Linked DNA regions of Mus musculus: region 1 is linked to region 2. The links are chromatin contacts, found by Hi-C or POLR2A ChIA-PET in ENCODE. All regions are on one chromosome and are shown on one strand. The core of a region is the stretch at or near the end of the contact, and the rest is flanking DNA. Distances in the headings are between cores, read along the strand shown.

Region 1 (5,739 bases), core at 178-2,677, 72 kb after region 2:
ATTTTTGTTTGTTTTGCAAGAGGGTCTCATTACGTAAGCCTTGGTTTGCTTTGAACTCTGTGTATATCTGGCTGACCTCCAAAACTCAAGCCTACCTCTCTCCCAAGTGCTGGGAGTAAAAGTATGTGCCACGCCTTGGCCCGATATACGTTTAAACGAGTTCTCCGTTAAATTACAAATTTTACCGTCAGATTTATGGATTAGCATTAGAAAAACTGGGGTGGTGGTGAATAAATAGCTAATTCCTCTTCTACCCAAAATTAGATAGACCTAAAACCGATAAATCAAACTTAACCATATTAAGAGACACAACCAAAACAGTTCAAAGTGTCTGTTACGAAAAAGTGGCTCTCCCTTTGGAAGACCCCCCCCCCCCAGGAGAACACAATGTTTATAAAGAAATAATGGTTCAGCTTAGCAATTTGTCTTTGGAGAACACAAAAATATACTAGGATTGTCACCAAAACAAAGCTTTTGGTTTCTTCTAAGACAGGAAGTGAGAAAGTAAATAACTTCAGCGGGAGAAATAGGTTCTTGGAGAGAGGCGGTTCTAAAGCCGAAAGTGGGAGGGGACACATGTGCCCGGAACTTTTCCAATCCAGAAATTCTAACTTAGAGTACAAAGTCGAACTCGACAGAATTACGCGAACGACAAAAGCAACACTCACGAATCGGAACGACTTAAAAGTCTGCCTGTAAACTAGCAAACTAACGGAGGCAGGAAGTGAAACACAGCGAGCTGCCCGGCATTCGTACAGCAAAGCCCGCCAGGGAGAAAGAGCGCTCCCCTAGCCTAGTCCTTCGTAACTAGCTGCTGCCCGCGCACGCTTAACTGCAACAAATGGCCAGGCTCGGGTGGAAAACAAGCGATCCAGCCAACGGGAACTCCGGGCTCAAGACAGTGGACCAACCAGCGGTCCCTACCCTGCCAACCTTGCTGCCCGCGCTAGGGGGGCTGACTAGCCTGGGCGCCCTTTGGAGCTCAGTGAGCGGCGCGGAGGGAACAAAGCCGTGGGCGGAGCCTGGGGTGCCCCGCTTCGCAGGCGGGGGAGGAGCCGCCCAAGCCCCCAAAGCCCCCTACTCGCCCTCGCTCCGCCCAGACCGCCTCCGGAACCGCGAACCCGCGAAGCGGCCCGTGAGGCAGCTTGGGGCGGGCGCCCATCCCCGAGGGCCTCGGCCTAGACCTGCCACGCCGGGTCCCCACTCCGGCGTACTGGCCGCCTCCTCACCTTCTCCTCCACGCAGTTGACAATGATGGACGGGTACTTGCGGCTGAGCCAGCGGAAGAACGCCGGGACTCCCATGACCAGCGGGCAGCTCGAAACAGCAGCCGGGCCAGCGGGAGAGTGTAACCAACGAGACTAGCAGGAGCGGCAGCCGCGGGCACCAGCACTTCCTCCCACGTGCGTTCAGCGGCCGGAAGTTACGTCATACCACCACCGCGGGGGATGCAGGGAAAGGAGCTCGGTTAAGTGGAAGTTCATTTAGACTGCCGGAGTGGAGGCCCGGCTGGGCGAGCTGTAGACCTGGCTCGCCGCGTTCTCTGGTAAAGCCTTTGAGAGCCGACTCCTGGCGGATGCCTTCTCCGGCAATCCAGCCAAGAGCGCCGGCCACATTAGGCCCGCAGCCGCAAAGTCCTTGTGTGGCCGAGACTTTGGAAAGGCGTGGCCTATCTTACTTCCTTTCTCACAATCAGTCTTGAGCTGAATAGAAGCATCTACACTCTAGTTTCCATTTCCTGGTTTCTCTCATTTCTATGCTGCTGTGCCTGGCCGAACTATGAAAAAGCATCCTCAAGTGTTTTGCAATTTTTTTTTAAAATCTGCTTTGCATAAGCAACTTTTTAAAAATATGTTTAAGATTTATTTTTAGTTACGCAATGTGTGTATATGTACATGTGGCTTTGTGAACGAGTGCTGGTACCTGTGGAGGCCAGAGGTTTCAAATCCCCTGGAGCTGGAGTTACAAACAGCAGTATTCAGCCTGCTGTGGCTGCCAGCAATCAAACTCTACTTTGGAAAAACAGCATGAACGCTTTACTGCTGAGCCATCTCTCAGCCCAACGAGGTCACTTTAAACAGTTGCAGAGTCTAGCCAAAATTTGCTAATATCACGTTCTAGCATTTATTGAGTACCTGTGATGTGCTTAGGCAAGGAACTAAAGAATTTTCTTATTTAATCACCAGTTGAGCCTTCTGTGCTGGCTGGCCGTGTCATTTGGGTGACTCCAGTGTAAAAAATATTCTCCAAACAGAAAAAGCAGTTTATTAGATTACGTGCATGCAGCAGGCAGGAAAGTAAAAAGCTAAAAGGGGCTTGTTTTGAGGAAGCCTGTTTCTATGTGGGCAGTAACAGCCTGGCCTTGAGGCAGTGATTGTTTGCCTGAGTCAGGCACAGTGTAACAACTCCACCCATCCTGTGGTCTTGCTCTACCGTTTTTGGGGGGGGTTTGGTTTTTTGTTTTTGTAACACAGATAACGGGTTATCAAAGAGCTAAATTGCTTGCTTATTCATACTGCTTGTATTTCACTTTAACCAAGGGTCATTTAATCCTCTGTTCTCAACCAACATGATATTTGTATCCCTTCTTTTCTGGTGGCTTCAAATGTACCCTGTCATATCCCCCATCCCACCTGCAGCATATGAAAGAAGTCTAGAAAGAGGAGGGAGGTATCTGCCCATTTGCTCAAGCTTGAAAGTCTCTTCCCTGAATCCCCCCTAGGCCTGACAAATCACAATCACAAAGGCTCACCTTAAGAGACCTCTAAAGTGTTTCTCTGCTGCTTGTCAGGCAGTAAAGGTTGCCCCTTCCTCAATGGTTTAATGACTTCATTTAAATGCTAATGTAGAGGTAACTTAAATGCTTAGAGAGGTAGCTAGCCTATGTTTAGTTTTAGAATAGTGTATATATACACATATGTGTGTGTACACGTATATGTGTTTGTGTGTGTGTGTTTAAGAATATTATTTGGAAATAGCCCCTTCTTAAGAGTTTGTGTCCTCTGGGATGTGCTATGTTCTTTTTTTTTTTTTTTTTTTTTTTGGTTTTTCGAGACAGGGTTTCTCTGTATAGCCCTGGCTGTCCTGGAGCTCACTTTGTAGACCAGGCTGGCCTCGAACTCCAGAAATCCGCCTGCCTCTGCCTCCCGAGTGCTGGGATTAAAGGCGTGCGCCACCACGCCCGGCTGTGCTATGTTCTTATATGAACACAAATTCATAGGCAGTTGGATAGGAGCAGGCAGCTTGCTACATTGAGCCCCTCCCCCAGAGTCCATCACAAGTGGTTTTGAACTTTGAAATGTAAAAAGAAGGCAAAGCTGCATAAAATGATAAGCACCGAAACTTCCTAGTCTGGCAAAGAGGCCACACACCAGTAATCCTAGCACTAAAACGGCTGAAGAGGCAGGAGAGTAGCCTGGGTCAAAAAACAAAGGAAATATACAGGAACATGCTAGTCTACAGTGTTAGGCTGGAACCCCTGGTCATCCCTCTGCACAAGCTGGGAAACCCTATTTGCCCTCCTTCCCCACCTCTAGCCCCTGCCACTCAGAAAAAATTCCCCCACCTACTTGGAAAGAACTCCCAGCTAACAGGTCACCATGCCTTGTCTCCATGTTTCCCACAACGCACCCAAGAGTGCCTGCCCAGAGACTCAGTTTTTGACCATATGTAGACACAATCCCAGCTCCTAGTTCACACCCTGAGCCCAAGACTCAGAAATGCCCCTGCTTCTAGCCTAGCTGTTTGACTTCACTGACCTCCACCTATGAGACCAGTGAACCCACCTGAGAGCTGCCTCCTAATAAGCCTGCCTTTAACTACTTTGCATGTGGTCTAATCTGGCCCATAACTGCATCACTGAGGGAAAGAAAAAAGCCTATCATCCAACAACAGGTCTAAGTCTGGTTCCAGGGGATTTGGGGCTAAAAAATCTCTCTTCTTGTAATGTGATTGATAGGTGTGGTTTGTATGAGATGCCCCCCATAGTCTCAGGCATTTGAATGCTTGGTCCCCAGTTGGTGGCCATTTTTGGAGAAGTAGGAGGTGTGACCTTGTTGGAGTGAGTGTGTTACAGGAAGTGGGCTTTGAGAGTTTCAAAAGCCACACAACATTCCGCGTCTGCTCTCTCTGCTTCTTGCTTGCAGTTTAAGGCAGGAGCTCTCAGCTTTCTGTGCCAGCTGCCATGCCTGCCTGCTGCCATGCTTCCCAACCTCCATGGTGATGGATTCTTCTTCCTCTGAAACTGTAAGCTCAAATAAACCCGTTTATAAACCGCTTTGGTCATAGTATTTTATCACAGCATTAGAGAAGTAACAATAAGTTTGTACATTACATGAGCCTCTCCCACCACCCCCAACACACACACGCACAGCGCTAAGCTATTCTGTGCTAAGTTCCTGTCTATTGTAAAGACTTGTCCTAATAAGCCAGTTACAAAATTTAGGGAAGTACTCAGCCCAATTACTTGCATAGTGAAATGATTTACATAGAAGAGGTAGAAAAATTTGACATTTGGTGCTCAGCAGTTAAGAGCACTTAACTGCTCTTGCAGAGGACCTGGGTTCAGTTCCCAACACCCACATCATGGCTCACAAACATCCATAATTCTAGTTTCAGGGATCCTCTTTGGGCTTTTTCTGGCACAAGGCATGTGCATGGTGTACAGACATATACATGGGCAAAACATACATATGCATAAAACAATAAAAAATAAATCTCTCTAAAAGTTGGATGTTTGACCTTCAGGGGAAAAAAGAGTAGAGAAAAAAATAAAAAGATGGGGGGGCTGGCGAAATGGCTCAGTGGTTAAGAGCGCCCGACTGCTCTTCTGAAGGTCCCAAGTTCAAATCCCAGCAACCACATGGTGGCTCATAACCATCTGTAATGAAATCTGATGCCCTCTTGAGTGTCTGAAGACAGCTACAGTGTACTTACATATAATAAATAAATAAATCTTTAAAAAAATAAAGAGATGGAACCCAGACAGTGGCAGAAGGGTATGGACTAAACCTTATAACACTTTCTTATAACCCAGTGTGTCCTATGAAGTCTTTTAATATTCAAGCTTGAATTTGTCTTGTAAACATTAGAGAAGAGACTGAGTCTGGGGTGTTGCATCATTGTGGTCTGGAATCACAAGTGTGGTCAATGAACAGCTCAAGAACAGGAGAGGTGATAAGTGTTTGTGTTGGAAATGCATAGGAATGTTGAACCAGACTGTAGGCTTCTATAGACTTAGAAACCAGAAGAAAGCTTTCAACTGACATCTGAATCACATTCATGTAAAGAATGATATGTAATACAGAGTGTTAGGTTTTCATTATACTATGTAAATCTAGATTTTTCAGGAACTAAAAGTTACTAAAGTACCATGAAAATATACTTTTCATAATATGACTCAATAAAGGTAACTTTAAAAGCTATTGATTCTTTTGCTGACAGCCATGGTCTGGGCTGCCACCTGGGGCCTCTGGTGCATTTCACTTGGTGCATCCCATTCCCACTCATCTCCTTATCCCTCAGTATCAGTCCTCCACCCTTTCTTGCAGCATCTTCCCCAAAATAAAATATAATAATAATAAGCATCTTGTTATGGAAGCTGTAGTATGTCCACACATCTTCACTTGAAAATGTTTATTGCGATGACTCATTGGTCTGATTTGAGGCCTCTGGCTTCTGCTACACTATCGATACTGGATCCTCACCTGGAAGCCTCTTGGATATCCTGTTGTTGCCCTA
Region 2 (5,858 bases), core at 226-2,725:
ACTTTGGTGGTCACGCCTTTGTTTTTAGATACAATAAAATCTTGCATAAGAAACACTTTTCTTTCTTCTACTCCAGTTTTGAGGAAAACTTTTAAAATGTGTCTTTGTTTCCCTGCTCATCCCCATGTTTTCCAATTTTACTGGTACCTGCACACTTCTTTGTCTTTTGTCTTGCACTTACTGTAAGTTCATAAAGTATAAGTTCTTTGTTATGCAGGAACATTTGTATACCAAGAAACGAATTTTTTTTTTTAAAAAATCAGCTTATGGGTTTGAATTTTTTCAAGAGAGCTGTCGTTTTAACCTGCTTTCTGCATCCACATCAACGTTGATACTTTTTAAACAGGTTATTTTCCCAACACCACCAAAAAGATCCATTACAAACAAGTAGACATACTTGAATTCTCTCTCTCTCTCTTTCTCTCTCTCTCTCTCTCTCCCTCCCTCCCTCCATCTTTCCCTCCCTCCCCCTCCCTTCCCTCTTTTTCTCTTTCCCTCATTCTCTCATATCAGGATAGTGACAGAAGAATAAACCCTAAGTCAGATTCTGGGGATGAGGACAAAGAAAATATAGCGGTAATGAAGGTGCAAATTAAATATGAAACTTTTTTAGCAAATACACTTCATCTTGTTCAGTTTCTACCCTGAGAGTAGGAGCACCATACTTACAAGTCAGCATCTCTCTCTCTGCGTGCTGTACCTCTTCTTTGGATTTGTATACTTTGAGCTAATTTGGAAGTGTCCGTTAGGTTGCCTACAAAATGACGCTTTAAAGGATCTAACGATGCATAAATTAGAGAGCCCTACAATGGCAGAGGACGGTCATTGTACCTCTCCTCTTTATGTGCTCTTATGGTGGGACCCAAGAGCCCCCTTTATTTTTAACACTTTAGATGATGGAGCCAGTGAGGGGCTGATAGCTAGAAAGGAAGAGAGCCCTGAAAAGCATCCCCCTCCCAAACTTAACAGCTGTTTGTCCTCCCCCCCCCACACACACACCCACCCCTCGACGTTCTACTGAACTTTGCCACAAAGTCACTTTAGGAAAACTCACAGTCTGCATGAAACAAGCGTGGCTCTTTCAGTGGCCTCTGAGTTTTTATTTCTCTAGGGCTAAAGGTAACCCGGATAGAAGCGCGAAGGATGGAGCTAGAAAGGGGGGCAATCTTTTCCAGAAACACCCAACTGGCCCTTTACCTTTTTTTGCCTCCGTTATCTGGAAGGGGGGTGAGAGAAAAAGATGTCAATGACCATTGTTTGCTCGTTGGGGATGTTGCTCCGCCCCCCGAGTCTGTCGTAAACCTGGCACTGGACTAAAATAAACCCGAGATCCCGCAGCTCGGGGGCTCGCCGCGCCGCGGACAGCTCTCCACTGGCGCTGCCGCCGGGCCGAAGTGGCGGCGGCGGCGACGAGCGGCCGCCGCGTCCCGCCCGCGCCCGCCCCGGGCCCCCCTACCTGGCCGTCCGCCGAGCCATGTCGTTGAGCCCCAAGCACACGACGCCCTTCTCCGTTTCCGACATCCTGAGCCCCATCGAGGAGACCTACAAGAAGTTCGGCGGCGTCATGGACGGTGCGCCGCCCGGCCTGGGGGCGCCCCTGGGGGCCGCTGCCTACCGCGCGCCACCGAGCGGCCCCTCCTCGCAGGCGGCGGCCGTGGCGGCGGGCATGCAGCCGCCCCACGCCATGGCCGGACACAACGCGGCGGCGGCAGCAGCGGCGGCAGCGGCGGCGGCCGCGGCGGCCGCCACCTACCACATGCCTCCCGGCGTCTCGCAGTTCCCGCACAGCGCCATGGGCAGCTACTGCAACGGCGGCCTGGGCAACATGGGTGAGCTGCCCGCCTACACGGACGGCATGCGGGGCGGCGCGGCGGCCGCGGCCACCGGCTGGTACGGCGCCAACACGGACCCGCGCTACTCGTCAAGTGAGCGGGGCCAGACGCGCGGGACTGAGGGCGGGCTGGCGGCGCGGGCTTTTCCCGCCACAGCCGGGGCGCGAGGGTGCTGGCGTCCTGGTCAGCGGCGCCCGAGGGTCGACGCGCGGGGGGTCCTGGCACGCGGCCTCGGGCTCGCGAGGGGTTCTGGGGCCAGGCTGGGGACGCGCGGGGCGGCCCGGGACTCGCGGGGTTTCTCGGGAACCTCCTGGGGCGCACGGGGGTCACCGGGCCCCCGGGTGCGCGGAGGGAGTGGGGCTCGGGCCGCGGCGCTCGTGGGACGCCGCGACCCAGTCGGGGGCCCCGTGCCGTCACTTAAAACGAGCGGGGCGTCGGCGGGAACGGTTCTCGCAGGCCCGGGGCTCACCGGCCGTCCTTCTTGGGCCCCCTCCCCAGTCTCCAGGTTCATGGGGCCGTCGGCGGGCGTGAACGTGGCCGGCATGGGTTCGCTGACCGGCATCGCGGACGCCGCCAAGTCGCTGGCACCGCTGCACGCGGCCGCGCCGCGAAGGAAGCGCCGAGTGCTCTTCTCGCAAGCGCAGGTCTACGAGCTGGAGCGGCGCTTCAAGCAGCAGAAGTACCTGTCGGCGCCCGAGCGCGAGCACCTGGCCAGCATGATCCACCTGACGCCCACGCAGGTCAAGATCTGGTTCCAGAACCATCGCTACAAGATGAAGAGGCAGGCCAAGGACAAGGCGGCGCAGCAGCTGCAACAGGAGGGCGGCCTGGGCCCCCCGCCGCCTCCGCCGCCGCCGTCGCCGCGCCGCGTGGCGGTACCGGTGCTGGTGAAGGACGGCAAGCCGTGCCAGAACGGCGCGGGCACCCCGACGCCTGGCCAGGGAGGCCAGCAGCCGCAAGCCCCGACGCCCGCGCCAGAGCTCGAGGAGCTGTCGCCCAGCCCGCCCGCTCTGCATGGTCCCGGGGGCGGCTTAGCGGCCCTGGACGCGGCCACCGGGGACTACGGCGGAGGCGTGCTCGGCGCCAACCTGCTCTATGGCAGAACGTGGTGATGAGCCCCGAGGGTCTGCCTGCGACTCGCAGGATCCGCCAAGAAACTGCAAGAACGGATGGGGGAAATGTACAGATGCTGACCCTTTAGTGCATGGAGATAAGAACGAATGAGTCACGGAGAGGGTCAGGCTGCTCTGAACCTCTTTACTGGGGGTGGGAGAAGGCAACAGCCCCGGACCGAATAATGTGACACCACACTCTGAGGTGGTGATTTCCCTTCTTTCAGAAGTTCCTAAGTTATGCGGAAGAACTGACTGACGGAATACGCATTCACCACGTTCCTAACCAAAGCTCTCAAGAGTTTTAGAAGTCGGAAACTTTGTTGGTGTTTGTATCTCTATAAATCAACCAGCTTTTCACGATGAATCCTTGAAGTGGAATTTATTTTGGGAGATTAATTTGCAAAGCCCCTCCCCTAAGTGCAATTTCGTTAATGCTTGATTGAAAGTAAATTGAATTGTAGCCCAAAGTGGATCATATACACAGCAACGTGATTGCTGAGGAATAACTGCCATTTGGGTAAAATAGAGAAATGGAATAAAAAGAATCGAAACACTAAGTATACGGATTGTTACCGTTTTTACATTTAAATGCTGATTTTAAAATATTTTGTTCATTATTAGGCAACCAAGTAATTGTATATTATCCTAGAAGAGTACAACCCCCATCCCGACCCCAACCCAAGATGCAGCTCATTATTTTTTAAAAAGGGTTATAAAATACTTTTTATATAGAATCTGGCCTTTCCAAATCAGCTGATAAACATACCCTTTTATCCTATAAACATGGTATTTATTTTCTTTAAAGTATTTTTACCTGAATTTGGACTCCTTGGCAAAGTACTAGAACAAACAAGTAAAACTGACACTATTACCACCAATCTACTTCAAAGCAAGTTAAAAAGAATAAAGGTGATTTATTGAATTGTTATCATAATATACAGAAAAAGTAAGATAATTATACGTTTCCATCATATTTAGAACGTAGTTGTTGCACCAATTTTATCGGTGTTTTATTGTAAAATAAATATATTTACTCTATTATGCCAATTAATATTTTCAGCATTTCAAATGAATATTTAAATATAACTTTAAAAGGCCTTAAGTACTTTTGCTAAAAGTCAAGAGGTCATTTCTTTTTAAGGGTTGTAGGGATTTTTTTTCCTTTTTTCCTTTTGGCGAGTGTGGCAACACAGCTCTTTAATCATTAAAATAGTCATATTGGAGGAAATAGAACCGACTGAATAGTGTGAACTTATAGGACTAATGGAAGTTAAAGAAATAATATGCGCAAAGCATGCTTCCAAAGAATCAAAGCAGATGGTCACCAGAGATACCAAACCTCTTCTGCATTTCTATGTTTTAGAACAAACCTGAGTGCGAAACACTATTTCCTCTCATGGTTTGAACATTTTTCTGGAAAGTTCAAAGGGACTGCATAGAAAGGTACATAGAAGTCAAACTTGCACTTTCTCCAAAATGTATTTTATAAAGTAAATTCTCTCTCTCTCTCTCTCTCTCTCTCTTTTTCTCCATCTAAATTAACTCCAGTTCCTTTCAAGGCAAGAAAAGGGAGGGGGCATGGGGCAAAGAGATTTGTCTTTTATCAAACCACCGTTGTGCATTTTTGGAGAGTGAGATTTAATTTTAAAAGCATTTAATAAAAATCTCAGTAGACAAAATAGTTTAAAATGGTGTGATAAACATACAGAAAATTCTCCCAGGTTGAGTTTTTGCATTATGTAGTAGATTGACTTCAGAAATCAGTATTAATCTTTGCTGGTAAAGCTATTACTGATGTGCTGTAGTTCAAAGTGCTTTGTTTTCATCTGTTTGACTACACTACCTCTAGCACATGTTTTAAAAATTCACACCATTTGCAATAATTTTTTTTAACAGGCCATCACTTACAAAACCAATAGCTTTATAGTCCATGGGCATGCAATGATACCCTTAAGAAAAATAAACCTATAAGAGTTCTACACACACGTGCACACACACGCACACACACACACACCCGTAGCTTATTTCCAGACAAAGAATCCTTTAAATTAAATGAACTCTATTGGAAATAATGTCACCAGAAGCAAACAATCATTTTCCATTTGCTATTTTCTGAAAGTACATGTACTGTAGCCATATCTTTTTCCATTCAGCATTTCTTAAGTAGGAAAAAAACAAAACAAAACAAAAACAAAAACCAAGCTTGAGGTAATTGCTGCAGAGGGCTTAACATTCTACACCCAGAGACTTACTGAGCACGCCCCATAGGAAAAGGTTCGATTCCTGAAACATTAAAAGAAATGTTTTTTACTATAGAATTCCACTTTCTGATTAATGCAAAGCAAAAGCCTTTTCCTTCTTTTGCAGTTGGTGCTTCACAGATCCTTTATAAAAATACAAACGGCTAGACTAGGTGAAACTCATTAACTGAAGAGGAGGATAAGTGTCTCCACAGCCAAGAGGGAGAACTGGAGCAGGGGCTGGGTGGAACAAAGCCCTCTCAAAGTTTAGCAGAGGCCATAGCAAAACCGGGTTTCAGAAATGCTAACTCTGCAGATGTGACATTTTGCAGTACATTTTGGCGTCTAGCATCTTTTCTAGTGGAGGAATAGAAACCAAAATGCAGAATGAAAGTTGCAGAGGGTAACAGCAGGGATTGCAGGTACTTCCCTGTAATCTTCATTAGAATGCAAATTAAAGTATGGGAGTGCGTGCAAATTTGAAGGACACAAGAAGGATGTTTTGTATACGCAAGGGTAAGAGTGTAACCCAGTTGTCCTATTTAAGGCTTTGCTTAGAACTACAATCTAAAGGTCAGAACAAATAGTTAACACAAATATGTTCAAACTCCATTCTGCTAGTAGCTGTTTACTTTCAATTTAAAGCAAATCAGAGACTCAATTCTGTTCAC

The links. A loop is a pair of places that touch in the nucleus more often than their neighbours do. ChIA-PET counts read pairs that join two places held with the same protein, here RNA polymerase II (POLR2A).
Region 1: POLR2A ChIA-PET joins it to region 2 with 18 read pairs in embryonic stem cell. The contact joins the promoter of Xrn2 here to the promoter of Nkx2-4 in region 2. A Hi-C loop is called at or near these places in 2 of 37 maps with a recorded cell type or tissue (T-helper 17 cell and heart). POLR2A ChIA-PET finds 5 or more read pairs at or near these places in 5 of 5 experiments (Patski and embryonic stem cell).

The regions. Positions count from the first base shown.
Region 1 is chr2:147,008,687-147,014,425 of GRCm38, reverse strand. It overlaps Xrn2 (5'-3' exoribonuclease 2), which reads right to left and starts at 1,427. Exons shown (of 30, transcript NM_011917.3): 1 at 1,230-1,427. The coding sequence starts at 1,304.
Region 2 is chr2:147,080,962-147,086,819 of GRCm38, reverse strand. It overlaps Nkx2-4 (NK2 homeobox 4), which reads left to right and starts at 1,475. Exons shown (of 2, transcript NM_023504.1): 1 at 1,475-1,925; 2 at 2,331-2,944. The coding sequence starts at 1,475. The coding sequence ends at 2,944. It overlaps Gm34889 (a long non-coding RNA gene), which reads right to left and starts at 1,281. Exons shown (of 4, transcript XR_001783500.2): 1 at 1,198-1,281.